Regions from separate parts of the Homo sapiens genome. Here region 2 is linked to region 1. A link is an interaction called in ENCODE POLR2A ChIA-PET data of the cell type or tissue named here. Cell type or tissue: A673. All regions are shown on one strand.

Region 1 (2,500 bases):
TGAGTCCTCAACACAAAAGCTTCTGATTGTACCAACAGCTCGCAAGGTCTGTGACTGAAATAGTCTAATATACAAAAGTGTGTAAACAGGTAACCCAGAAAGAACACAGAGCTGTAACGGCAGCTTGACTGTGCCATGTTTTATCTTTAAAATAAAGGTTAAGCATTGTATTGTACAAGACAACGTGTGTGATTATTTTAGTATAGAAATCATCTCTCATATTACTTATCCTCAGGTAGAACCAGTCCTCCACGCAGATGGGCCACACGGGCCTATGAGACAGCCCGATATGACCCACTAGGCCACACTGTTCCCCAAGGGTATGGGGCAGGTTTATTCCACACATTGGGCTTAATCCCTTACAAGGGGCCTTTATGTACATCCTATCTTATTTCAATTTCACAATAAGCCTGTCCATAGGTAGAACAGATAGTTATTTCCATTATCTCACAGACAAGGAAACTGATTACCAGGTAAGTGTAAGTGTCTTACCCTGTAGCTACTGAAGGCCCTGGCAGAGATAGGGACCTGGAGCTTCCAACTCCTAGCCTTAAAATCCATGTTTCCAACCATCCTCTTCTGTTTATTGGCCCTGGATAGACACTCTCCCCAGTCATCTCTCAGACTCATGAAATCCACATGTTGATGCCTCAACTCATTGCCCCAATCCAGGTGCAGCCTCTGCAAGGCAGGGGGGCTTTGGGTTTCCTCATTTGCCTCCTCGCCCCCTGCCTTCTTCACCAGTCCATCATCTCACAGCGCTCAGCACAGATCATTCTGTTCTCTGACATTCTCAAAGTAAAAAGGAGTCGAGAAGCAGGAGATACATTAAGTAGAAAGAAAGTATAAGGGGCACAAAGTGAGGAAAGGGGAGAAAAACAGAAGCAATAAATAACTGAGAGAGCAGAAAAGAGTCTTATCCAAGCAGCAGCCCCAGCTGAGAAGGGCAAATGTGCCTAGACATGGGTCAAAAAATACAGTCATTCTCAGAACTGTGATATGAACAAGGCAAACAGGGGAAGTCATTCTGAAAATACCTACTTATTGGTTTCATTCAAAGCATCCCTCTGAATAAAGAGTGATACTTCCTAAGTGGAAAGGAGAGTCTTGCTCTTAAATGTTTTGTAAAAAGTGTTTGACAAAGGATCACTTAAGGGCAAAATTTACACCAAGAAAAACAGAGTTCAAAATTAAACACTTCCCATTTGAAAACTTTTTTAAATACCATTTGTCAAATAATGCAAGTCTCTAAAATCATAAAATCATATATGTGTAGTATTAGTCCCAAAAGTAAGAGCAGGACAAAACTCTCCTGTCCATAGCCAGGCTCTGTCCCTGAGGATGCGCCACTCCACAGTGCGCTCAGCTGGGCACTCCATCAGGGTCATAACGCATTTGTGAGTGGAGAGATTACACAGCCATCACTTTTCCCTGAACCCATCACACCCAAATCCCCATTTCAGACAGAGGGAGACAACATAATTACTCATGGCAATGGGCCAGTCTTTTCCAGACTTACAGCCTTTGTGGGTAAAAACCAAAGCCACAATGAACGTCCACATCTGCATCACATTAGCAATATGGGCCTCATCCGCCTTCATGCTACATGTCACTGGTTTTTAATACCCTAAAGAGAATAAATTAATAGAAGATTATTTTCCAGCAAAGACAATTCACAGGCAGGCTCTTGCTCCCCTTCCCTGTCACTCACAAGTGTGTAAATATGACTGATGAGATTTGTAGCACTTAAGTTCGCATACAAGGAAATACTGCCACTACTAGTCAAATTCCTGTGGTAACATGCATCACTTTCAGAAACAACTATTTCTTAGCCAGGTGCAGTGGCTCACGCCTGTAATCCTAGCACTTTGAGGAGGCCAAGGCAGAAGGATCACCTGAGGTCAGGAGTTCGAGACCAGCCTGGCCAACATGGTGAAACTCTATCTCTACTAAAAATACAAAAAATTAGGCATGGTGGCACGTGCCTGTGGTCCCAGATACTGGGGAGGCTGAGGCAGGAGAACTGCTTGAACCCAGGAGGCGGAGAATGCAGTAAGCCGAGATCGCACCACTGTACTCCAGCCTGGGTGACAAGAGTGAAACTTCATCTCAAAAAACCACTATTTCTTAAGATGGTAGAACCAAGACTAATACATGTATCATACACTAGAAAATCCATGTTTTTATCTTTTTATTTACAATAACTAACATATCTAATTTTTCTACTTTGGAACACTGAACATTATTTTCCACACCTTTTCTTTGATGACTGTTGTGTTATACTATTTGACAAGAACCTGTCAAATAACTACCCTGAAATCTTCTTATGGTACTGAAGGTATGAAAAGAAACCCCAAAATAGAGGTTTTATTAGATAAATAAAAATAAGGCTGAAAAACATTCTAGGACTTGAAAAAAGTAAATTTAAAAGCTGAGAAGAGAGTACAAAGGAAAAATGTATTTTATTTCATTCAAAACGTTTTACAATAGGAGGAGGGAG
Region 2 (2,500 bases), 300 kb after region 1:
CTGTACCAGGCATTTTTCAGGCACTATCTCAGCAGAAATGCAGGACCCCAAACTCAGCTGTAAATGATGTACATACAACATTAACATCTATAAATCAGCCACAGCTGCTCCAGATAGAATTTATAGAGTCCATTATAATCTTACATTATTCACTATATAATTTATAGCTAAATACATTAAAATTGAAGAGATGTCTCATAGAACATATTTTCCCAAATCTCACCTTCTGTATTAAACATAGTTGTGATAATATTAAATAAACATAGTTGTACTAAAACTAATAGTCTTTAATTAACTATGTAGTATTTTAATCTTAAACAATAATCCTTTTTAGAGAGAAAAGAACCAATGGGCAATTATGAATTACAAAATAATTAAAAATAAAAACATGTAAGGATAAAACAATAAAAACGAAAACAAACAAGTCCACTAAGCACTATAAATTAACAACAAGCAAAATACTGGCAAATATTTGGTTCCACAATTCTAAAAAACAGGTAAAAATTTGCTAAAATGGTGGCTGGGCATGGTGGCTCATGCCTGTAATCCCAGCACTTTGGGAGGGCTAGGCAGGTGGATCACCTGAGGTCAGGAGTTTGAGGCCAGCTTGGTCAATATGGTGAAACTCCATCTCTACTAATAATACAAAAATTAGCTGGGTGTGGCGGCACGCACCTATAATCCCAGCTACTCGGAGGCTGAGGCACAAGAATCACTTGAACCTTGGAGACAGAGGTTGCAGTGAGCCAAGATTGTGCCACTACAATCCAGCCTGGACACAGTGACACTGTGTCTCAAAAAAAAAAAAAATTGCTAAAATGGAGATATTTAAATTTACAAACAACTAATAATAGCAGGATTATTTTCTTTTGAAGTTAAATATTTCTCTGAAATCTCCTTTATATTATTTAGCAAACTTTGATAGAAAAGCAAATATTATCCCAACCTGTTTTGAATATACTGGGATCCAAATTAATAAAATATTAATATATCTATTGTTTTTTTAAAAAATAGGACCCTCCATTAAAACAATTTTTTTTCTAAGAGACAGGATCTTGCTATGTTACCCAGGCTGGTCTTCTTCCCTTTTCTCTTTTTTTTTCCCCAGGCTGGTCTTTAACACCTGGCCTCAAGCAATTCTCCTACCTTGGCCTCTCAAAGTGCTGGGATTACAGATTAAGCCACTGCACCCGGCCTAAAAAAAATTTTTTTTAGTAATAAATTGTTTTAATATAAAATTAAAAAAATTAGCCGGGTATGGTGGCACCCTGTAATCCCAGCTACTCAGGTGGCTGAGGCAGGAGAATCCCTTGAACCTGGGAGGCAGAGGTTGCACTGAGCCAAGATTGTGCCATTGCACACCAGCCTGGGTAACAGTGAGACTCTGTCTCCAAAAAAAAAAAAAAAAAAATTCTAAAATTTTAGTTGTATCCAATTTTCAAAGACAAATTACATTGCAGAGGAAGTGCACTACCCTTGAAAAAATTTTTCATCTCTTCTAAAAATAGAATCCAATTGGAAAAGGAAGTTATTAAAGTTGTTTCTATTATTTTAAATAACTTTACAAAAAGTGGAAAATCAATTTTCTCTTTAGGACTACATCCAACTAACGAAACAGAATGTCTCTGAAAGTAATCAAAAGAAAACTTGAAAAATTCTATTTGGATATTTTTAAAACGTTGGTAGAGACTTTCTTCTGTTTTATAAGGTTAAGTACAAGTATGGCCGAAAGGCCGGGAGGAAGAATAAAACCCTGGGGATTCTTCGAATTCTACAATTCCACTTAACTATCGACATCCTCATATTGGTCTACTTTCTAAACGAAAAGACTAGTACTTAGCATAAGTCAACTGACATACCGACACATCTCCTACAGTGCCCAGCATGGTACACAGTAGATGGTGCCTTAAGTGAATGGCTGAATAATTTGAGTATATATTATAATAGAATATATATACATACATACATGTATGTGTACATCTATATATCAATTTATTCATCATGAACTTTAAGCTAAGTAGAATTTTCAAAAGAACAGAAAAACGTACATCTACCTACCTTGGATTTGTCTTAATATATTTTTTCCTTGCACATTTGCTCATTGTTAAGATATTTGTAATCAATGCTTTCCTCCTTTCCTGTTTTCTTTATTTATCCTGCAGTAAAATTATAATGTTGAATTGGGAGATCGTAACATTTCACTTCAAAAACTCTCAAATTAAATTTTATTTAAATTAAAACCTCTCAAAACAAGGCCAGGAAGAATATTCTAATTTCTATAAAACTAAAAATAAAAAATAACTCCCCCCCACCAAAAAAAACCAAAAGACTAGAAAGCTAAAAACAGCCCTGTACGGTTTTTTGTCAATCTTACTTCTACTGTATTTTTCTTATCTTCCTAGGGAAAAAAATTGACAAAACTTAAATGATAAACTATTTTTCTGATTATTTTCTACTGAAGAGAAAGCAGTGCTATCTAAATCATCTAATACTAAGTATA

Evidence for each region. ChIA-PET counts read pairs that join two places held together with the same protein. Peaks named below come from ENCODE experiments on the same cell type or tissue, not always from the same donor. Only the 100,000 strongest peaks of a DNase experiment are listed, where the experiment ranks them.
Region 2: POLR2A ChIA-PET joins it to region 1 with 6 read pairs; 3 of 35 experiments call an interaction of 5 or more read pairs at or near these places.

What each region holds. Positions count from the first base shown.
Region 1 is chr10:35,433,240-35,435,739 of GRCh38, reverse strand. All of the region lies in intron 1 of CCNY (cyclin Y), which reads right to left. Among named protein-coding and RNA genes, the nearest start is that of CCNY, 98 kb to the right of the region's middle. RefSeq lists a silencer at 1,836-1,905. In A673, no CTCF peak of the experiment used is centred here; a DNase peak (open chromatin) is centred at 1,529; H3K27ac peaks cover 427 bases.
Region 2 is chr10:35,137,438-35,139,937 of GRCh38, reverse strand. It overlaps CREM (cAMP responsive element modulator), which reads right to left. Exons shown (of 8, transcript NM_183011.2): 2 at 2,059-2,156. The coding sequence starts at 2,102. Among named protein-coding and RNA genes, the nearest start is that of CREM, 12 kb to the right of the region's middle. In A673, no CTCF peak of the experiment used is centred here; no DNase peak of the experiment used is centred here.